3 separate regions of the Homo sapiens genome follow, and regions 2 and 3 are each linked to region 1. Evidence: chromatin loops called from intact Hi-C (ENCODE). Cell type or tissue: PC-3. All regions are shown on one strand.

Region 1 (8,000 bases):
TATGTTCTGGACTGGAATAAACTTAGAAGCAGACAAGTACTCCTAGTGCATTAAATACAGTCTTGCCTGACTCTTGTTTTTGTATTGCTTATTTGGGAAATTTTTCTTATGCTGCATTCAAGTTTTTTGTTTTTTGGTTTTGAGATGAGGTCTCACTCTGTCGCCCAGGCTGGAGTGCAGTAGCACCATCATACCTCACCGCAGCCTTAACCTCCCAGGTTCAAGCACTCCTCCTACCTCAACCACCTGAGTAGCTGGGACCACAGACACATGCCACCAAGCCTGGCTAACCTTGTTTAATTTTTTTAGAGACAGGGTCTCACTATGTTGCCCAGGCTGGTGTCAAACTCCTTGGCTCAAGCAATCCGCCTGACTTAGCCTCCCACAGTACTGGGATTACAGATGTGAGTCGCCACACCCGGCTGCATTCAAGTATTAATAAGGCAATATTAACTTTATGTTTTTAGTTTTTATATTTAATAAGAGCAAGTGTTCTACAAAACTTTGATTCTATTGTGTGGCGGCAGAAGGGAGAAGGAATATACTACATTGCTGTGCAAGACACATTTCTTACTAGGAAGTGTGACATAAAAGAAAGCTGAAAACCTCCAGTCAGTGTCTGCACTCCCCAGAAACCAGCCCCTATAGAGTGTAAATTTCAGAAGGGGAAGAATTTGATCTGTCTTGTTCATCACCTGATCTCCAGTAGCACCTAGAAATGTGCCTAGTACATCTTCAATAAATATTAATATTTGCTGGATAAAGAAGGAACTCACCAAATCAAAGGAGAAAATTCAAGTTTATAGTTATGTTTTGTTTGCATTCTTGAGACACTTTCTCCCTTTTATAGATGTGGGTTTTAGAAAAGATAAAGGGAAGTTACCGTGGTCATTTCCTATGAGGATCTGCAGGTTGCTAATAAGAAGGAAGGACTCCTAATCCCTTCTGGTTGGAAGAAGATGATCTTGAGTTTTAGGCCGTAGAAAGCCCTAGATGGAGAAAGGCTAAGAGCAGCAGGAGGGATGGGTGCAGTTCAAGCTGCAGGCCTGTGCAGCAAGACCATCACTTTTCCAACTTAGTGGAAAGCAGCTTTGCCTTTGAAAGGTTGCTGGACTCTTTCTGAGCTGAGAGAGATGGTCTAGTTTTCATCCCTAATTTTATAGAGGTAGGGCTAGAACAAAAACTAACAGACATGAGAAATGGTCTCTGAATGTAAAGGGCAGAGAAACAGTCAAATTTAGGTTAGCCTTAACTTCCTTTTTATAAAATGGGGATACTATTTGTACCATATCATAGGGATGGTATAAGGATTAACTGAAATAATAAACATGAAATGCTAAGCATCATGCCTGGCCCATAATACATACTGAATCATAATTAGTTACTATTACTATTACCAACAGAATATGTAATGCTTGGTTTTTTATTTTTTATTTATTTATTTATTTATTTATTTATTTATTTTTTTGAGACTAAGTCTTGCTCTGTTGCCCAGGCTGGAGTGCACTGGTGCAATCTCAGTTCACTGCAACCTCCACCTCCCGGGTTCAAGTGATTCTCATGCCTCGGCCTCCCAAGTAGCCAGGATTACAGGTATCTCCTACCATGCCCGGCTAATTTTTGTATTTTTAGTAGAAATGGGGTTTCACTATGCTGGCCAGGTTGGTCTCCAACTCCTGACTTCAAATGATCCACCTACCTCGGCCTCCCAAAGTGCTGGGATTACAGGTGTATTTGGGAATGTTAACTGAGGTTTTTTTCCCTTGTGCTTCTTTATAACCATTACTCTTTTCTTTATCATTCTGTCATATTCCATACACATTGTTCTCAGACAGAAAGTAGATAAAGCTGAGAAGAAAAAATCTGTTGAATGTCTGAATGGATTTATTTTAAACCCATAGTAGAGACAACAGCTTGAGAGGCAGGACTTTCTTTGATTCTGAAAGCTGTGCATTTTGAGAAAGAGCAAAACAAGTGTGTAGCTGCTTCCTAAGTTTTGGTATGGAGCCCAGAGCCCACCCTCTGAACCAAGTAAACCCACTATCAAGGCAATATTTTTTAAACTGTGGGCTGAGACCTCTTGCATCATAAAATTGGTTTATCGGGATAAAACCAGCATTAAAAGAAAGAGAATACAATGGACTAGGAAATCCCAGAGTTTGTTGCCAGGTAATGGCAATGTTGTTTGGTGAAGTTGTTGTTTCATGTGTGATGTGTACGTGTGCTCAGCCGTGATGTAAAATGCATTTTCTATTATAGTCATAGTCAAAGAAATTCGTACATCACCAGAGACTCTCCATAGCAGAGGACACATGTGTCTCTCCTCTCAGAATGTACCAGGGAGAATCATAGTTCCTGGGAGAATTTCCACAACCAGAATGGCATCAGAAGAACAGAGCAACCATGATCCAGGGTGGCCACACAGAAACCCCTTGCATCTTGGCGAGGCTGGGGAAAAATCTGAAAAGTTTCTATGGCCACCAAAAGGGACGCAGAAGAGGCCCTGGACAAGCCAAAAGGATCCAAAGGAGCTGCAGTCTGGACTATAAGGATGTAGGCAAAGGGAGGTGACAGTGGAAACTTGGCCATCAGAAACTAGTGCTGGCTCAGGACAATGAGACCAAGTTGCAAGAGTTACCAATCAGTGGAAACTGTTGTAGACAGAATGTCATGATGGGCCAGACGCTGCTTTTCTCCCCACACCAACATGATGCATGAACCCTGCCCCACAGACACATGCCCCCTGCAGCTGCAGAGACTGAAAAAATGTCGGGGAATAAGGGGAGGGAACTTCTGATTCGCTATTCAAAGACTATGTTTCAATTCTGTTTTAAAACAGAATGGGGCTGGGTGTGGTGGCTCACACCTTTAACCCCAGCACTTTGGGAGGCTGAGGTGAGTGGATTGCTAGAGTCCAGGACTTCAAGACCAGCCTGGGCAACATGCCGAAACCCTGTCTCTACTAAAAATACAAAAATTTAGCCAGGTTTTGTGGTGTGCGCCTGTAGTCTCAGCTACTCGGGAGGCTTAGGAGGGATAATTGTTTGAGCCCAGGAGGCAGAGGTTACAGTGAGCTGAGATCAAGCCACTGTACTCTAGCATGGGTGACAGAGCAAGAGCCTGTCTCAAAAAAAAAAAAAAATCAGAATGGGTCTGATGGTACATTTCAAAAACAAGTTAGATGAAAATAAAAATTTAAAATCAAAATAAAAACAGAATGGGCACCAGGTGCGGTGGCTCACACCTGCAGTCCCCAGCACTTGGGAGGCTGAGGTGGGAGGATTGCTTGAGCCGAGGAGTTTGAGAGCAGTCTGGGAAACAAAGGGAGACTCCTGTCTCTACAAAAAAAATTTAAAAATTATCCAAGTGTGGTGGCATACATCTGTAATCCCAACTACTCGGGAGGCTGAGGCAGGAGGATCCTTTGTGCCCAGGAGGCTACAGTGAGCTATGATCGTGCCACTGCACTCCCGCCTGGGTGACAGAGCAAGATTCCATCTCTGTAAAACAAAAGATAAAAAACAGAAAGGGCTGGATTTATCTTGAATTAGAAAGACCACAGACATTGGAGGTTGAGTTAATGATTTGAGGTCAGTTCTAGGAAAATTAAGTTACATCTTCGAACACCAGGAGCTGTGACTGTATAAAATATCAAAACTGACATGTTATTATTAATGAAGCCTTTGGATTTGGCAACTAGAAAGTCGTGAGCAACCTCCAAAAGTGCAATTTCCGTCATGGTTAGGACAGAAGCCAGATGGGAATGGGGTCAGAACAGAGTGGTCAGAATAAACTGCTCTTTGGAGACACCCGTGAGGAGTGTGGGTGTGGGTGAGTATGGATCGCAGGCTTGAGGGAAAGTTCCGTTTATTTTAAATGGAGAAACCTAATAATTTATAGGCAGACGTTGTAGGCAGATGAGAAAGGCTTACACAGAACTGTCCGTGGGTAAAGGAAGGAGCCAGTGGACATCGGATACATTACTACTCGGATGAAAACTGGTCAAATCCTCAAAGGCAAGGTGCTCGCGGGATGGTAGCAGTCACGGTGGTACTGCAGGGTGGTGTATGGAATGAGAAGAAAGGTGTGTGTCTGATCGTGCTGGTCTTTGACTTCCATCTCTTTCTTGGGCTCAGCACCCCGGGACCTGTGAAGGTTGAAGACCCCGTGGAAAGGTTCCAGAGTCCTTAGGAGCTCCTAGGAGCCTCGTTCAATGTTATGGCTCTTCATTTAAACCCCATTGCCCAGTGGCTGTTGAGTTCTGCCTGCCCCTGTTCTCTGATCACTGCTTGGCTGACCCTTTTCTGTTCTGATCACAACAGTTTATCGTTCTCAAGGGACAATTCTGTAAAGGAACTCGAATGGAGGGTTCAAAACTGAGGCAAGGCATGTTTATGAAACAAGTCTCTCAAAGCCTGACGTTTCCCACGGAACAAGGGCTGTCTGTCCCACCCTGGCACTCATTCCTATCCCCCCGCCCCCGCCCTCCGTGTCAAAGGCTTCTCGGAGAAGGAGACCATGACATCACTTCCTTCGGGTGGTGCAGGGTCGTCTGGCCTCACGCCCACTGCCTTTGGCCGCTGACCCCCGAGGAAGTGAGGCAGCGGCCGGAGCCGGGCACGCCCTGAGCTCGCTCTCCTGTTTTCCCTCTGGCTCACCTCTGGGGGCGGTCCCAGATGCCTTGAGAAGTGGGTTGTCTTCAAAGTATCTCAGTGCCTCCCAGTGCCCTCTGATATTTCCTTTAGAAGTCATGGGGAACTGCAGGGGTGAAGAGACACCACTAGGTGGCTGCACAAGACCTTGTTTGTTTCCATAGGTGCCAGGCTGGCGGCAAAGAGAGATGAGACCCCCCGCCCCCCGCCACTGTGTGTGTGTGTGTGTGTGTGTGTGTGTGTGTGTGTGTGTTCGTGCGCGCGCACGTGGCGGGGGGGGGGGGGGGGGGGGAGGTGCCCAGTGGGGAGAATGGGGAGGCAGAGACAGAAGTTTAAGAAAACCCAATGTTAAAAAAGCCTAAATTTACAAAGCAGGTAAGTTGAAGGGCTATCCTTAATGCCCACAGTGGAAGGAGTGCAGAGCTCCTCCTTATAGGAGAATTCTCTTGATATTTTTAGTCCTTTTTAGTTCATCAGTTATTTAGCAGAGAAACTGAAGTGTTAGCCTACTAACGTTTCTGGCTACTGAAAATGAATCAGAAATGAGAAGGTTGCATGAGATCTGAATTCTTCTAAGAATCAGATTTCTTTGCATCTGATTTGCATTCATTTTCATTCATAATCAGAAATTTGACGAGTTCCTACTACCTGCCACACCCTGGGCTAGGTGCTGAGGAGAGAGCTGTGAACAACACTCTGTACCCTCATGGAACCTAAGTAGAAAAATGCATATACACTGTACATAGAAAAAAAAGGGTACAGTTTCTCCAGCTCTGTCATTCTACGATTCCATGACTATACCCTTCCTTTGCACAGCCCTCACATGAAGCATGGGATAGTAAGACTCAGTTAATCCACCAAAATTAGATGCCACACAGATTTTCTGGAGTAGAGTTGCAGTGTGATTTCCAGCATGTGGTCATTTTACCATCAAAAGTTCCATAAGAAGTGATGCCATGGAATTTCCAAGTCTCTCTTCTTTATCTGTTTATTACCTACTTAGGTCATCTGCCAGTGCCAGGACAATCATCTGAGACAGGGGCCGCTCCTGCGGCAGAAAAAGCGGTGGGCAGGCTGAAGACCACAGGCTGAAATACGCAATTGGAAAATAAGAAAGAAAAGTGATCACAAGTCCTGGACACCAAGAAGATTGTGGAAAAACTCATAATATAAAGGTGTGGCATTTCTAAGCACTGCCAAATTTATTTCTCCAGCCAAGTCAAACATGACACAATGGAAGCCAGCTCCCAGATGCCCCACATGAGAAAGCATAGATTATAGATTCAGTGTGGAAATCACATTTGGGTTTGGGAGGTGGCTGGCTTGATCTGCAAGAGGGTGGGGTATGACTTGCACCCATGTGTGCACATAAGCACATGTGAGAACTAGGAGAATGGGTGTTCATGTGGAATCATGGAACACCAGAGCTGGAACATACTTTCAAACTAATTTAATCCATCCTCTCATTTTATAAATGCAGAAACCAGGCCTGCAAAGGAGAAGGTCTTGCCCAGTATCCCAGAGTCACCATTGACAGAACTAAGACTATATAACTCAATATCTTGATCCCCAGTTCATAATTCCAGTCATTTTATCTCTTCTTAAAGGATCATAGACATGTTTGTTGCCTTTTTCACTTGGATTTACTTGACTTACCTTTACATGTTATGGTGGTTGAATGGTGCCACCATCCCTTTCCCAAAAAAGATACAGAATCTGTGAATATGTCCTTACTTTTAAATTTATTTTTAAATGTTATTTATTTACTTATTTGTTTGAGACAGGGTCTCACTCTATCACCCAGGCTGGAGTGCAGTGGCACAATCATGGCTCACTGCAGCCTCAACCTCCTAGGCTCAGGTGATTCTCCCACCACAGCCTCCTGGGTAGCTGGGACTATAGGTGCACGCCACCACACCTGGCTAATTTTTTGTATTTTTTGTAGAGATGGGGTTTCACCATGTTGCCCAGGCTGGTCTCGAATCCCCTTATTTTTAAAAAGGATCTCTGCAGAGGTAATTAATTAAGGATATTGAGATGAGATTATGTTTTATTAGGATCAGCCTATATCCAATGGCAAGTGTCTTGAGAAGAGAAGAAGAGGAGTGAAAAGGAGAGGAAAGGAAAGGAGAGGAAGGGAGGGGAGAAGAGGAGAGGGGAGGGAAAGGGAGGGGAGAAGAGGGGAGGAAGAAGACACATGGAGAAGAAGACAATGTGAAGACAGAGATTGGGGTGATATATCTACAAACCAAGGAACCCCAAGGATTTCCTGCAGCCACTAGAAGCCAGGAGAGAAGCACGGAACAGCTTTCCCCTCAGTGCCTCCAGAAAGAACAAACTCTGCTAGCACCTTGATTTTGGACGTGTGACTCCAGAACTGTGAGAGAATAAATTTCTGTTGTTTTAAGCTACCAAGTTTTTGGTACTTTGTTACTGCAGCTGTAGGAAACCAATACATTTATATGTCTCAGTTCCTTCAACTGCCTTTGTTCTATTCTTTTGTTACCTTGAAGACGGAAGCATTCTTTGAGCATAGTAGCACATCATGGTTATGAGATGCTGTTGCTATTGGCAGGCGAAAGATTGCTTAGAGATGGTCCTCTTGGAAAAATCTAAACATGTTGTACTCTAAGTGCCACTAACTAAAACCAGCCTTGAGAAGTTCTCAAGACGGGCCTTCCAAATGCCCTAAAGCTGTCTTCATATGACCAAAAGGAGAGCCAATGGGAAAAGAACACAACAGTTTTTCCCCATCCTAGATGTTGAGTGTGGTCATGACTGGCTTTTATTAGAATCGTGTTCTCTCTGGTAATATGAGAGGCTGTTATCAGTATGATTATTTATTTATCATCTAGGTTTTTTTGGTTTTTTGTTTGTTTGTTTGTTTTTTGAGACAAGGTCTCGTTCTGTTGCCCAGGCTGGATTATAGTGGCGCAATCTCGGCTAGCAGAAGCCTTGACCTCTTGGGCTCAAGTAATTCATCCACCTTAGCCTCCTGAGTAGCTGATACTACAGGTGCATGCCATACCTGGCTAATTTTATCATTTTTATAGAGACAGGGTTTGTCCCCAGGTTGCCCAGGCTAGTCTCAAACTCCGGGGTTCAAGCAATCCACCCACCTTGGCCTCCCAAAGTGCTGGGATTACAGGCATTAGCCACCATGCCCAGCCCACCTAGGTCTTTAAATGACTTTGGATGGTGCAGGGGAGTGGGGAGTCACACCTTAAATGAATTTAAAATAGAATTGGAATTATAAGTAATATTATAAGGCAAATCTGTTGCATAATGCATTGTCTTCAAGCATATTTTTCCTTTTCATGTGGTTGTTGGCAAATATCTGCAATGGGA
Region 2 (8,000 bases), 440 kb after region 1:
CTACCTTTTTGGAACTACTAGTCACCCCCTCTCTACTTTGTCTATATTCTCTTTCTCCTCCACCAGATCCCAGAGCCCTCCAATTTTCACCTTCTCTCCCATCAAAACTCATTCATAAGAAAGAGTTCCAAACTACTAAGTCTCTGGGGGCTGGCACTGTACAATTCTAAGAGGCTTCACGTTTGGCACTTCCTAGTGACATCTTTCACTGGGCAAAGGCAAATCTCAAGCCAAGGGATGAATCTGAAATGGTGGGAGTTTAGTCCCACCATTTGATGAGAGGTTGAGCTGATGAGAGGTTTCTAAGGAGGACTAAGGGAATATGCCCCCAGCCCCTGAAATCAAGTAGACAGCTGCTTCTCCTGATGACTTAGAAGCCTGTTCTTGTTCCCAGCGTAACCTCCTAGGCAATTAAAGTCAATCTTATGTTGCCATTAAAAAAAGCCAATTGACGTTATGTTGAAAGACAGCATGTGTCAGCCATTTCCCCTGGGTTGCCCTCTCTGTAGACCTCCAGCTTTTCTCCTCCACTAAGGTTAACTTTCCCAGAGGGATTTTTACATAAGGCAGAGTCATTTGTGCTCATTAAGCTTGTAAGATTTTTCTACTTCGAAAGTAAATACTTTTGGTGAAATAGGTCCAGTTCTTTGGAATACAAATCCTTAGCTTGAGGTTGCTTGAGTGGAAATTTTTAACATGCAATTCCCTCAGCTACAGAGCCACGCGAAATGTGATTTTTCTTAATGTGTGTGTGTTCTCACAGAAGCTAATAAATGGACATTACTCTGGTATGGACACATCCTATTACTCAGCTTGATCCTAATATCACTGGCAAAAAAACCTATTTGCTGCACTAGCAAACAGCTGAATTCATTATGTCCGGCTACATGAGTAATATCCAGGCGGATTCTTGTTGACACAGACAAAACGCCAGTCTCTGAGGCGCGACAGGGCTGCCAGGCAGAGCAGCCGGTGCTGCCACGCTCCCTCCCTCTGCTCCCATGGTATTCCACTAATCAGAAGTCACCACTCGCTGCCGATAGGGTGATGTATGGCAGACTCATGACACCTCGTTATTTCTGAGACAAAGGGAAAAAAAAGGACACCAGGAAGGAATAATCTGTCGGTGTAATTGGGGAAAGGAGAAGATGTACGGCACAGGAGGAAGACTGTCGAGTTAACCACACCTGCCATCACTCAGGGAGCTGGAGAATAGGTCATATTATGCAGCCAGTCTACACGGTAATTATGGATTCTCAGGCTGAAGGGTCTCACTGAAGGACATTTTCTCTCCTCCCTGCCTTGGGGCAGAATCATCCCCACACCCACGCCACACTGGGTTGGAAAGTCTTCCCTGCAAACAGACTGCGTAGTCACTTGTCACTCCAGATAGGAACAACCCTGTAGAACAAATTTGGAGAGGGTTCCTGGGTTTAAGGGGTGACAACTCTTGAGATACAAAGCACCCAGAGCCTTCAATGAGAGGCTCTGCCCTGTGGAGCATGCAGTGATTCTGCAGAAACACCAGGCAGTTCCCTGGGCAATCCCTTCTTAGCCTGAAGCTATCTCCATTTTCCTGACAATTCCCAGATTGCTCAGAAGAGAAGTAAAATCATCCCACCAGGCATATTCTGTACAATCAGAATATGCACACAATCTGATTGTACATTCCATTATGCTCAAGAAATAGTTCATTGTTAAAGTGTTCACTTTTTGGAAGTGTTATTACTCCAACTGGGTAATGTTCCCTACTGGTTCTCAGCAGTTATTTTCTTCCTCTGTTGTCCTTGAGGTCCAGGCAAACAGTCCACTAGCTCTGCGTTGAAAACTATTCTCCATGAAGCTCTTTCTAAACCAGGGTGTAGAAAGTGTTCTTCAACCTGATGCAATTTCCACCTCGTTTACACCCTTCAGCAGTTTGTATGCAACTGTCACTTTTTTCATTCATTCATTTATTCATCAAGTATCTCTTGAGCACCTACTACATGTATACCAGGCATAGTTCTAGGCAGTGAGCACACAATTATGAACAAGACAGATCATATCTTAACCTAATGGAGCTTACAGTCTAGTGGAGAAGACAGTAAAAAAGTTCCACCTCTTGCTGCTGAGAGTAGAGTCAAAGATTCTTACAACTGGAGAAATTAAAATCACAATCCCTCCAAATTCTCTCACTCAGCCTTGGTTCAAATTAAAACTATAGGTCACAGAGGTGTTTGACAAGCCTTGGGTAAAAAGAATATCTATATTTTTTTTATTGATTTCATTTTATTTTTTATTTACTTGTTTAATTAATTAATTAATTAATTTTTTTTTCGAGATGGAGTCTCGCTCTGTTGCCCAAGCTGGAGTGCAGTGGTGCGATCTCAGCTCACTGTAACCTCCACCTCCCGGGTTCAAGCAATCCTCCCACCTCAGCCTCCCGAGTAGCTGGGATTACAGGCACCTGCCATCATGCCTGGCTAATTTTTATATTTTTGTAGAGACCGGGTTTCAACATTTGGCCAGGCTGGTCTTGAACTCTTGAACTCAGGTGATCTACCCACCTCGGCCTCCCAAAGTGCTAGGATTACAGGCGTGAGCCACTGTGTCCGGCCTGATTTCGTTTTAAAACAAGAATCTCTATCTTAATGAACAGTGTTCTTATCCTCTTCCAAGGGCTTTCCCTGAGGCTGCCAACCTCCAAAAATTGTTTTATAGTTCCAAATTTCCTACTTCTCCTTCCCCAATCAGAATCTTTATTCTTACAAGGCAAGCTGTTTAACTAGGTATGAGAGGGAAAGCAATCTTATTAAATTAAATCATACTAATGTGTGAATGACTAAGTGAGACTCCTCAAGAAGTTTTTGACTTTTTATAAGAGAATATTTACTAACCCTAAATAGTATCTAGATTTTCAGCCTTCACTATAAATTGGGGGGAAAAGGCAATATAGGAAAGATTTCTACTAAGTTATAAGCATGAGTTCCTTAAGAACAGAGACCATCTCATTTTGGGAGTACTGAGTTACCTAGTACAATCAATTGAGTACCTAATCAATATTTATTGAATTGAAAAGAATGTGGAAACACAGAGTGGATAGGAGAAGGGAGAGGGTAGGAAAGCAAGGGTACTGAGGGGAAAGAAAAGACAGGAAGGAAAAAGAGAAGAAAGGAAGGAGGAAGGAAGGAGGCAGGAAGGAAATCCAAGAGAGGGAAAGAGAACTAAACACAACCCAAATTATGGTACAGTTCCTGGTTTCTTTTGCAGTGAGAGCCCTCAGAAAAACTGTAGCAAAAAAGAATTTATTTGCAGTAGAAAAAAAAATTTTTTTAACTGCTGCTGTTTCAGAGTGCCAACAACAGAATAGAGCCAAGAGATGCTGAGCCCTAAGGAAAGATATTGATCAAAGCCATAAATTTCTGTTTTTCTAGCACAATAGCAATGACTCATGACGGTTGACTGGCCACCGTCAGTGAGCCTCCCTGAGGGCCCCTTGTACCCAGCAGAATGGATCCACTGGGTCCATGATCATCTAACAGTCACAGGAACTCAGGGACTAACCCTGTTAGGGTTATGAAAATGGATCTCTGTAGATTCAATATAATTAGAGAGTGCATTCATCCATAGAAGTCCACAGTGGAATTTTCCACAGAAGCCAAACTAAAGTGGAAACTTGACAAAGAAGTGGAGGTCAGAAGGCAAGAGCCAGGACCACCAGTTTTCCTTGGGGTTTCAGGAAATAAGGGAAGAAATCTTTCTGAGCTGCTAAAGAAGAAAAGTGAAGCAGCAGACTGGCTACAGGGAACCAAGAAGACCAAATGTTCTTTAGAAGCTAGAGAGAAACGGGCTCAGGGGCTCTGAGCAACAGAATCCTCAAACAAGATCAGCCCAAGAACCAAAGGGATTGGGACCATTTTTGCCAAGATATCTATCAGGGAATATAATCTGTGCACTATGTGATTGGCCTGCTCTAGATGGAAATATCAGAGGTCCTGCTCAGTTCACAGCCAATAAGATCATATGCATTTAAGTGCTTGCTTCCATCTGTACCAACAGTGAAATCATGGTGCCTGGATTTAGAGCCAAACGCAGTCCGGACCCTCCCACTCAGGGTTTTATGACCTTGGTTAAGCTACTTAATCACTGTAATCCTCCATTTCCTCATCTGTAAAGTGGAGGAAAAAACTTTTGCTACCATTTAATAAGTATTTCCTATTGCCAGACACTATGCACTCTACAAATATTACCTTCTTTACTCTTTACCACCATCCCAAGAGGTAGGTATTATGACTGTCTTGACAGATGAGGAAAATGAGGCTTAGAGAGATTACCATGCATGTTCAAGGTGTCACAGCTGGTAAGTATTAGGATTGGAACTGACACTTGGTCTAACTTCAACGTCCACAGCCTCAGACTGTGCAGCACTGCCTATCCAGCTGCCCTAAAACCACAGAGTTGAATGCAGATGGCAATTTTCCATGCTTCGGTTCAAATACAGCTGAAGAAGCACCCTCTTCCTCTATCACAGTGGGATCTACAAAAGGGAAGTCCTCCCCTGTTTATTTTTCAGCGAACAAAAGACACAGCGCCTTTTTCTGGGTATTTGTTTTATCTTGTTGGCATCCTAAACCTACAGACTAGAAAACATCATTCTCAGCCCCTCAGGTCTCCAGTGAGCAAAACTATTATAAGGAACTGCCATTTGTCAGCTTTCCTCGGTACCCTCGACAGGGCAAGGGCATTGCCAAAATATGGTCCCTATTTCTGCAGGCTGTCAGCGGCTGCAACCTTGGAATTCAACCTCTCCAGCTTATTAACACAACAAATTACCCACCACGAGAACTGCGGAGTGCATTCGCTTGGAAAATGGTCTCTTTTTAATGAAGTGATTTAATTAGGAGCAATTTTCCCATCAGCTCACTTGTCAGAGCATGGCTGAGGCAGCCATTGAGATGAGCGTTTGGCCTGTGCCTTCCTGCTCCCTCCTTTCTGATGCCACCTTTTGGAGAAGGAGGAAAGTGAAACCACTTTAGGAAAACACAGTTCAAGCTGGGAAAGGAGACAGATCAGGCCTGAAGGCTGTTTTGTAAGGTCTTCAGAGAGTCCACCGTTTCAGGATGTGATTTGTCCATTTGTAGCGTGATTCTCCCAATGGGGATTTTTAAAGACTTGAGCATCTTGTGTGTCTCCCTTCCGCTCCTTGCCCTTAGCCTTGATCTCCTGCAGGCCTGGTGGTTAAGAAAACAAAATGAATTTCAAAGCATTACTTGCTGGAAATGTGTAACTCTGAAGGATGTTTGGGGAGGAGGACTAATGCATGGTTGAATCCAGTTGAGTCTGTGGTATCCACAGGCTGCAAAGTTTCTAAAATTGCATTAGAAATCTGATTTTTTTTTTTTTTTTTTTTTTTTTTTTTAATGAGACAGGGTCTTGCTTTGTCACCCAGGCTGGAGCGCTGTGGTGTGATCATGGCTCACTGCAGCCTTGACTTCTCAGGCTCAAGTGATCCTCTTGCCTCAGCCCCTCCCAAGTAGCTGGGACTACAGGTACACGCCACCATGCTCAACTAATTTTTGTATTTTGGGTAGAGACAGGGTATCACCATGTTGCCCAGGCTGGTCTTGAACTCCTAAGCTCAAGCAATCCGCCCGCTTCCCAAAGTGCTGGGATCATTGGTATGAGCCACTGTACCCAGACTGATTTTTTTTAAGCCAAATTTCCATCCTGGACCACTTGATTTTGACTTTTTGTTGCATTCCCATCATATTTTCAGCTCTCAGATATATAGTATTTGACATGTATGGATGCCTGTCTTTCTGTATCATACATGTGAGCCTTCCACCACACCTCCCAGATTTGGGAATAAGCAGGTAAGAGTCCCCTGATGCCAATGGAATTTTTTGTGTGTGAGTGCAATTTTTCTTAATTTTTCTAGAAAAAGGGGGATAAAGTTGAAGTTTAGGATCAGTGACTAAATGTTTTGCAAAAAGGTACATCAGTGTTGAGAAGATCAGAGAGCTCAATGAGTCTAGTGTGGAAAGAGTTCATGGAAACGGTGAGTTTTTGAATGCAGTCTGAAAATACTTGACAGATTTGTGGCTCCCTTTATGCATATTTAATCTTTTTTCCCTAAGAAAACCAAATAGTCACAAATTCTTTATACTCACTTACAAAAAGTGACAGTAGAAATGTAATCTTTCCAAGGGAAATATTTTTTCACTGTTGTATGAAAGCATCATTTGGTATATGGTTAGGATGGCATATAAGCAATTCTGTGATCCACAGCAGTGTTTACAGATGCTAGCTGAGACCTCGTAGTCAGTTTGTGGACCATGACCAGCACTATTAAAAAGGAAATAATCAAATAGAAAAGGACAGAATAAAAACCACCAGTTTTATCATTATAGGTGTAATCTTGTACACACACTGTGTACCAGCATAAAAGGTAGTTCTTACCAGTGGTTCATGGAGCTTGAAATGTGGCATCAGAAGATCTAGGTTCTAGTTTTGGTTCTTCCATTAACTAACTATGTGACCTTGGGCAAGTACTTAATTTCTCTTCTTTAAGCTTCTCTTTCATTATCTGTGCAATGAAGGCTGAGGTAACTATTTAAGCTTCTATTAGGTTATGAAATATAAGAAATATAAATATATTCCTGCAAAACTGTGCTACATCCCAAAGTCAACTAAATGTGAGTTGAGGGTGTTTTGAATTACCTGCATTGTTGCTTCTCCAGTGATATCTGGGTGGCTACTCAAGATTCAACAGAGATAAGCCCTTTGATCCATCTAGCCATATTGTCAAAGGACTTTATTGCAGTCTTTATGAAAAGGATATTTCAAGTCATAATGAATTTCAGAAATAAGTACGTCAAAGACAAAATCATGGCACAATAACTTGCTGTGGTCCATGCATCTCTACCACCAGCCCCTCATCTCCCTGAAAAAGGAAATATAACAAGAAATACAAAGCTTTGTGCAGCTGGGGATCGTGCCTTGTGAGAGTGAAAGCACGCCTCTCTCTGATGTTTCTCATTCAAATGGAATGTCATGTGCACCTTCCAGAACAAAAAGTTCTCTTCACATGTTCTGTATCATAACTACGCCTTACTTCTTTGTAGTTGAACAAAGGTCTGACTTTTATCACAGATGGCCACTCTTTAGGTCTCAAGTGTAATCTGACACAGCCTTGCTCTGTGGACCAGTCCTATTCTGAGTCAAGACTTCCCTGAAAACTCACACCCTCAATTTTCACAAGAATGCATTTCAGATGGCCCACCAATTTTCTGCATATCCTACATGTATTATATTGCAATGTCCTTGAACTTGGTCTGCTCTAGCATCTCAAATTTGGATGTAGTAGAACTTAAGTCTTGATAATGGATAATAGCATGATTATAGCAATTACTGTAATGCTTTATAATTATGCCTTTATGTGTATGTCTCTTTCATTACATTGTGAACACTTTGAGGTCTAGGATTAGTCATGTATATTGTCAAATTCCTCAGTGAGAGCATCACCTGACCTGTTATTCTAGCCTCTAAATAAATTCTGTTGAGGTTTGATTTATCACTGAAGGAGAGAAGAAAACATGTTATCCAAAGCAACAAAAAAATGGTTGGAGTTATTATATTGGGGGTCTTACATTTAAATGAATTGTATGTGTAGTATCAAAAAATCCACTTCTCACCTAAAGGAATTATTGTTATTTAAAAAGATGCTGAAGATCATCTACACCTAGGGTTGGCAAAATATGGCCTGTGGGTCAAACCCAGCCCACTGCCTGTTTTTGTAAATAAAGTTTTATTGGAACACGGCCACACATTGCCTATGGCTGCTTTTGTACTACAACTGCAGAATTGAGTAGTTGTGACAGAAACTGTATTACTAATAGAGACTACGCATTTACTATCTGGCCTTTTACTCAGAAAGTTTGCTGACCCCCAGTTTAGAGTACTACTCTCATTTGACATAAAAGGAAATTGAGGCCAGGGAGAGGAAATGACTTTCTCAGACT
Region 3 (8,000 bases), 170 kb after region 1:
GCTTGCAGTGTTCTTTCCTCAGATTTTTACATGGTTAACTCCCTCACCTCTTTCAAGTCTTTGCTCATATGTCACATTCCCAATGAGCCTTATACCTTGACCCTTATTTAATAGTACACCTCCTTTCTCACTAGCACTCTTAATTCTGCTTACCCTGTTTTTCCCTCCACCCCACAGTACTTATCTCTTTCTCACATACCCTATACTTATTGTATTATGTTTATCTCTCTCTTCTTTACCTAGAATTAAGTTTCATGCAAGCCAAAATTTATATCTGTTTTTCATTAATGTATACTGAATACTTAGAACAATGTCTAGCATGTAGTATGTTACACTACTGCACTGCCTTCTGGCCTTTGTTGTAGCTGTTGAGAAGTCTGCTGTTGGTCAAATTGTTGTTCCCTTATATATTCTCTGGTTGCTTTTATCATTTTGTCTGGTATTTTATCCTTTCACTGTAATTTTTATGGGTGTGGACTCAGTTTTAATAATCCTGTTTAAAACTTCTAATTTCTCAATCTGATGATCTATGTATTTTAAATATTATCTTTCATTTTCTCTAGTCTCACATTCTGGAGTCCTTATTGGAAAATATGCTTAACATTCTTATTCCACTCTCCAAAACTTTTTCATATTTTTCATTGACTGTATTTTTAATGACTTTTTCATTCTAGAAGTTCAATATGGCCCTTATTTAAATCAGCCTCTTTTCCCACATTGTCTTATTCTTTTTTTTTGTAGTTTCTATTACTTCTTTTATTTCTTTATTCTATTAAAGCATATTTATTTTATAATGTCTTTCACAGAGCCCTATTAGTTCTAGAGCTGCCAACACATCTTTCTCTTGCATCTACTGTCATTCATGGTGGACCAATTCTTCCTGCTCATACTTTTTAAAATGTGAGTTCATCTTCAATGGAAATTATTTTTTTCTGTGGGAATTGTATAGCCTAAGTTTGGCTTCCTGAACAAAATAGGATTTCTTTTAAGGAAAGAAGTAGTGGAGATGGTCTCGATCTCCTGAGACCATATATACTACATACATATAGTATATATGTAGTACATACATACATATAGTATGCATGTAGTATATATATGTAGTATATATTACATACATATAGTATGTATGTAGTATATATGTAGTATATATAACATATAGTATGTAGTATACATATACTACGTATGTACATCATATATACACATATAGACCATATATACTACATATAGTATATATGTAGTATATACATACTTCCTTGATTTCTTACTAGTCTATCACATTTCTGAAAATTTCAAAAACCTTCTTTCTCTGAGATATCCGAGTCACTGCTCACATATATTGAGTTGCTAAATAGTAAAGACTCTGTATCCCAGAAATGCTCTCACATTTACACCTGGGGCAGAAAACCAACAGTATCCATTATACTGTAGTACCTAATACACTGTTTACATTTTGTTTAACAGTTTTTAGAAACATTCATATTCATTTTATAATCCTAATTCATTTTATTTGTGACCAGACTTCAGGCCAGTTGCAAAAATAATAAATAGGCCATATACTGTTTTTTCTTTTTTTTTGAGACCGAGTCTCACTCTGTTGCCCAGGCTGGAGCGCAGTGGCGTGATCTCACTGCAACTTCTGCCTCCTGGGTTCAAGTGATTCTCATGCCTCAGCCTTCCAAGTGGCTGGGACTACAGGCATGAGCCAACACGCCCGGTTAATTTTTGTATTTTTAGTAGAGATGGGGTTTCACCATGTTGGCCAGGCTGGTCTTGAACTCCTGACCTCAGGTGACCTGCCCACCTCAGCCTCCCAAAGTGCTGGGATTACAGATGTGAGCCACCATGCCGGGCCATACTGTTTTTATCTTACTGAAGGAAACAGAATAGACTAGAAATAAAGTTGTTATTTAGAGACTCAGCAGTAGAAAAGTATATTCAATGTCTGTTCAGCACAAGCACTGTACTAGGGAATAGATGAACTGATTTCAAGGCAGACTATGATAAACTGCCTTTAGAGATTTTATGGGAGAAAATATGTGGATATGATTAACTCTGGTAACAGAAACAATATTCTGGAGATACCTGAAGTTGGTCCTAATAGTATTTCAGCAGGCATAGGGAAGGGCATTTCACACAAAGAAAGTATGAGCTAAGCCCCCAAAAGTGGGTATCACGTTTGGTAAATGTAAACTGGTCTGGAGTGGCATGTGTATATGGGGAGGGGGTGGAAAATGCAGATGGAAAGGAAGATTGAAGCCAAATTTTACTCATCCAGCACTATATGAATATTTCTATTAGAGACTTTCTGTCCTGTAACTGTTGCTTTGTCTGTCTTTCCCACTAGACTGTGAGTCCCTTCAGGGCAGAACTTTTGTTTTATTCATCTTTGTATGTCCTCAAATTAGTACAGTGCCTATCATTCAGCAGGCACTTAATAAATATTGCTGAATGAAAATAATAAATCATGAAAGACATGAAATGCGGTGGTAAGAAAAGTTGGACCTACTCTACAAGTAATGGAAGCAAGAGAGGCATTTTGAACTGGGGAGTAACATGCTCAGATATACATCTTCAAAAAATAAGGCCAAATATGCTGCATGACTGAGTGCTTGAGCAGGGATCACAACTTACTTAGCTGTGCTAGTGATAGATAAGTCTTTACTTGAGATAATACTTGCTTTGTGCACATTTTATATCCTGAGCAAAAAATTGCAATTTTTTACCCTGTAGCAAAACATAGACTTAAAAATGTTTTATTATAATCAATCTTACTGATCTAGACACGTTATAGTTGTAGTAATCATGTAAGATTTTTCTAACCTACAGACCTTTAGCGCATACTAAGAACTACACATTGTGCTTCAAAATTAATGTAGCTGACTTCCTTGATTTCTTACTAGTCTATCACATTTCTGAAAATTTCAAAAAGCTTCTTTCTCTGAGATATCTGAGTCACTGCTGACACATATTGGGTTGCTAAAGACTCCGTATCCCAGAAATGCTCTCACATTTACACCTGGGGGAAGTGTGAGCTTTTTAAATTGGTCACTCAGCATATAGAGTGTTAGAATCAGTTATTCCTACACAAGTTGATATATCCAATTATGTTATATGTTCCCTTTAATGAATTTGTTTTAAATGAGATGATTTGAATCTGTTTTTAATATAAATGTTTTTATTATTAGAAAACTAAATAGAAATAAATTAAATTATTAATATAACAGCCCCAAATGATTTCTAAGTGTCTTCCATGTTTTGGATTATAATTATCCATAGACTATTGGTTTTCCAACAGTGGTTAGTGAAATCTATTGAATTTCATTTTAAAAATATAATTTTAACTATTTAAAAATTAAAATAAGAACAATACGAGTATATAAATGAGTAATATAATAGAGGCAATATAGTGTACTCGTAAGGAAAGGAAACTTTGCAGTCAGATTTACGGGGGTCTGTTACAGGACCGTGACTTTAGTAAGGTATTTAGCATCTCCATACTTCAGTTATCTAAAAAAGGTGAAATAACTATGTCTACTTCCTTAATAGTTATATCACTTGTTAATATATTAGGGAACACATTGTATTGCAAATAAATTTAATGTATTATTATTTGTATCTTGGACTAAAGATTTACCTGTCATTTCTGTTTAATTGAGAATATTTGAAGTTTAAAGAGCAAGCTGTCAAAGTTATCATTTGTAACTCCTTATCTATATGAATCAGAGTTTTCTCTAAAATGTATAATTAAAACAAAAGAAATACATTGCACTGGATTTCAGAGCTGCAGCAAGATGAAAACGTATTAGCAGCAATTGCATAACTGTAGGTGCCTGTGCTTTGGAGTAAGACAGTTGAGTTTATGAATAAGCTCTAACTTTTTGCCATCTGCGTGACCTTGGACATGTTTTAAAAGTTCCTTGAGACTCAATTTCCTCATCTATAAAAATAATATAGTAACAGTACCCTCTAGAAAATTTTATTCTCAATTTTTTGTTCATCAAAACAACCCTATCATTTTCAGTATTAACAGATGTTACAAGTAAATATTATAAAATAAGATTTGTTAGTAAAATATCACTTTTCTCTGCCTTACTTTTTTGAGTTATAAATAATATTTCATTTGAAATAAAGGGTCTGAATGCTTGAAAAGCTTGAAAAGCCATGAACTACACTATCTTTATATCTTATTTCTGAATGGTCATTCAAATGACCACATTTTATACATTGTAAGACTGTGCTGCCCCCTGCCGACCCAGTTTCTCCAAAATATTTTGAGTCTTCACTTAAGTCAAAACTTACAGTATTACACTTAAGTAACTCTCTAGTAGTCTGGTGGACAGTAATAATATAGATGGTAAAATATTGAATATAGCGCTAAATAATATATGACATTTTTCAAGATATTAAAATATAAACAAACGGGAGCAAATGAATATAATATACTCCCAACTGTGTAATATTTAACAAATTTAGATATCCAATTCCAAGTAACTATTGTAATTGCTATTGTTTACAGTGCTGCTGACACATGGTGAAAAATTAGCAAAATATAGACATTTCTGGCTAAGATTAAATATTCAGTAATTATTTCCCTGATTCTTTCACCGAATTAATAGCAACTTGATCTTTATTTCCCTACATTAGAATGGCACTTGTTTTTTGGCTAGCTGCAATGTTTTAAAATTACACTTCTAATGCATTACCTTTTCCAACTTTTGGGCATCTTCTCTTTTTTAATCTCACATGACCAACCAGATATACACTGGTGATTTTTCCTCCGGATAGTATCTCAAAATAGGCTCTTCCTTACTACTAAAACTCCTCTAATAGAGTGTTATTATCTAATAGTGCAAAAAGTACTTGACAAATCAAAAGAGCTAGGAGTAGTTCTACCTGTTGCTAGCCCTAAGCCTGGGAAGTAATTGATCTACTGAAAGTCTCATTTTTCTCCGTTATAAAACAGAGATTCATGTTCATGTCCTCTCAAGTGATAAGATTACGTGAGCTAACACATAAGTGTTTTAAAAATAGATCACTATATTTCCATAATGCAATTTCATCTTAGTTATCTTTTCCCCATTCTGATGCTTCTTCTACACTATTATCTGTGTAGTCTGCCGTGAATGCAAACAGTGGGAAATGGGGGAGGAAGGGGTGCAGAGAGCAGGCACAGGAGAGGTCTCCTATGCTCAATCAGGTCATCCTCCATGTCAGCTCAATCTGTTACTTACTTTTAAATCTTTGAACTTTTGGCCTTGTATCTTTTTTCTGGTAACGTTCTTAGTTTTCCTTAACTGAATGGCCATTTTGGATCAGCTCATCACACTACAGTTCACCAATCTCCATGCCAGCATATGGACATCAGACACTGGTAAACTAGACTTCCATACACCTGGCTTTGGTGGGGACACACCTCTACTCAAACACCCTTACAGGCAGAATGGTGAAGTAAGGACCTCTGAAAGTCTGCTCCTCTATAAAAGCAACATGAACACTGGCAAACATTGTCAAAAAAAACTTTTTCAGAACTCTGAACTAACTAAAGGCCTGCAACACTCCAAGGAGTGTTTATTCAAGAAAAATGGCTCAATACTGTGAGAACTACCAAGGTTTGTGGCATTTTAAATATACCCTATTCCCATTACCCTCTCCCCAGTTCCCTGGTAGTGTTGAAAGCCAACACTTGCAACTGTGAAATCCAACAGCCTCATAGATGCTGGAGGGGGGAAGAATGGGTTTGGAGTGCCCAGGAGCCCCATCTTCAGAGAAATGACATTACTTCACTTGTCTCACAGTTCTGTGAAAAGTTCCATTCTCAGGCTTTGTTTTGATTTTACTTGACTCAGATTGATAAGAACTATATCCTTAGAACATCTGTTGGAAACAATCAGTGGCAAGTGTTTAACATGGCAGTCACCAAAGAAGCAGTACTGGCTCTGGCCAATGAAAAAATAAGAGCAAAATCTAGGGAATGAGATGTTAATAGGGATCTCTGAAAAGTTCTAAGGCATTTCTGGAAATCTAGCAGTCTACACACATGTGCAAAGCTATGTGCATGCCCAGAAAAAACTTGAGAAGGTCCTAGTCTCTTACCTCTAGCTGATCTTGCTGCTCTGTGCATGCAGAAAGTGAAAGTTAAGGCACAGTTGTAAACTGACTCTTGGAGCATTGAAAGCATGGCTCAATATACACAGAACCCCTCAGCAAAGACTTAATGAAATCTCTGTCCAGTTGTTAGCTGAGCTGACCACTAATGTTAACTGAGATGCACATGACAATAATATAGACTTTACAAAAACCAAGAAAGTCATCAAAGAGGAATGACAACAACAAACAGCAACAATAAACTATGGGGGCGACTAGTCTAGGAGAATGTCTTTGTCAAGGCATTCAGATTGGAAGTGAAGAATCAGAACTACCTCTATTCACAGATGACATGATCTCCTATGCAGTAAATCCTAAAATGCACATGAAGAAAATAACTACTAGAACTAATGAATATGCTCAGCAAAGCTTCAGGATTTGTGATCAATATATGAAAATCAATTTTATCTCTTTACACTAGCAATGAACAATTAGAAAACAAAAAATTAAGAAAACAATTCCATTCACAATAGCCTCAATATGAATAGAATACTTAGGAATGTATTTAACAAAACTGTAAAATTTGTATTACACGAAAGTTACAAGACACTTTTGAAAGAAATCAAAGAAGTCCTAAATAAATGAAAAGACATCTCATGCTAATGGACTGGAAGACTTAAATTGTTAAGACAGTAATGTAGCCCAAAGTACGGATCAAACAGATTTGATGCGATCCCTATCAAAATTGCTATGGCCTTCTTTTTTTTTTTTTTTTTTGCAGAAACAAAGAAGTCAATCCTAAAATTTAAGTGTCCTAAAATTCATATGTAAGTGCAAGGGACCCAGAATAGCCAAGACAATCTTGAAAAACAATAACAAGGTTGGAGGACTCACACTTCCCAATTTTAAAACTGATTATAAAGCTTCAATAATCAAGAAAGTGTGGTACTGGCAGAAGGATAGACAAATAGATTAACGAACTATAATTGACAGTTCAGAAATAAAAACTTACATTTATGGGCAATTCATTTTCAACAAGGGTGCCAACACAAATAAATGAAAAAAAGATTTTTTTTCAACAAATTGTTGGGACAACTGGATATCCACATGTAAAAGAATTAATTTGGACCTCTCCCTCACACCGTATTAAAAAATCAACTCAAATGGATCATAGTCCTAAATTTAAGAGCTAAAACCATAAAACTACTAGAAGAAAACATAGTAGTAAATCTTTATCTTATATTAGGCAATGGTTTCATAGATAAGACACTAACAACACAAGCAACAGAAGGAAAAAATCAATAAACTGAATTTCTCAAAATTAAAAACCTTGTGCTTCATAGAACATCATCAAGTAAAAAGAAAAGCAGAATAGGAGGAAATATTATCAAATCACTTATCTTATAAGGGACCGATTTCCTGAATATGTAAAGAACTCTTACAGCTCAAAAATAAAGAGACAAAGGCAAAGGATTTTAATAGAAATTTATCCAAAGGCAAAATTTATCCAAATTTATCCAAAGGCAAAAAAATAGGCAAAGGATTTTAATAGAAATTTATCCAAAGAAGATACACGAATGGTCAATAAGCACATGAAAAGATGCTCAACATCATTAGTCATTAGGGAAATACAAATCAAAACCATAATAAGATACCACTTTATACCCAGTAGGATAGCTTACATAAAAAGACAGATAATAACAAGTGTTGAAGAGAATGTGGAGAAACTGAAACTCTCATACATTGCTGGTGGGACAGTAAAATGGTGCACCTACTTTGAAAAACTGTTTGGCAGTTCCCAGAAATGTTAAGAATAAATACAGCTCTAGAACTGGACATATACTCAAGAGAAATGAAACTATATGTCTACACAACAACTTGTACACAAATGTTCATAGCAGCATTATTCATAAAAG

Evidence for each region. Hi-C counts contacts between places; a loop is a spot of excess contacts. Peaks named below come from ENCODE experiments on the same cell type or tissue, not always from the same donor. Only the 100,000 strongest peaks of a DNase experiment are listed, where the experiment ranks them.
Region 2: it touches region 1 in a loop (2.6-fold over the local background); 48 of 110 quality-filtered maps call a loop at or near these places.
Region 3: a loop joins it to region 1, with 13 times the contacts of the local background. A loop is called at or near these places in 103 of 110 quality-filtered maps.

What each region holds. Positions count from the first base shown.
Region 1 is chr1:210,308,065-210,316,064 of GRCh38, reverse strand. LOC124904502 (a long non-coding RNA gene) reads right to left here and starts at 4,844. Exons shown (of 2, transcript XR_007066865.1): 1 at 4,659-4,844; 2 at 3,851-4,147. RefSeq lists a silencer at 4,696-4,755 and an enhancer at 3,785-4,984. In PC-3, a CTCF peak has its summit at 4,767 (motif pointing right); a DNase peak (open chromatin) is centred at 4,724; H3K4me3 peaks cover 1,265 bases.
Region 2 is chr1:209,872,713-209,880,712 of GRCh38, reverse strand. No RefSeq gene overlaps it. Among named protein-coding and RNA genes, the nearest start is that of UTP25, 49 kb to the right of the region's middle. RefSeq lists an enhancer at 4,657-5,158. In PC-3, a CTCF peak has its summit at 4,980 (motif pointing left); DNase peaks (open chromatin) are centred at 882, 4,992, 7,152 and 7,492; H3K4me3 peaks cover 889 bases; H3K27ac peaks cover 2,419 bases.
Region 3 is chr1:210,139,908-210,147,907 of GRCh38, reverse strand. All of the region lies in intron 6 of SYT14 (synaptotagmin 14), which reads right to left. Among named protein-coding and RNA genes, the nearest start is that of SERTAD4, 89 kb to the left of the region's middle. In PC-3, a CTCF peak has its summit at 4,252 (motif pointing left); a DNase peak (open chromatin) is centred at 4,257.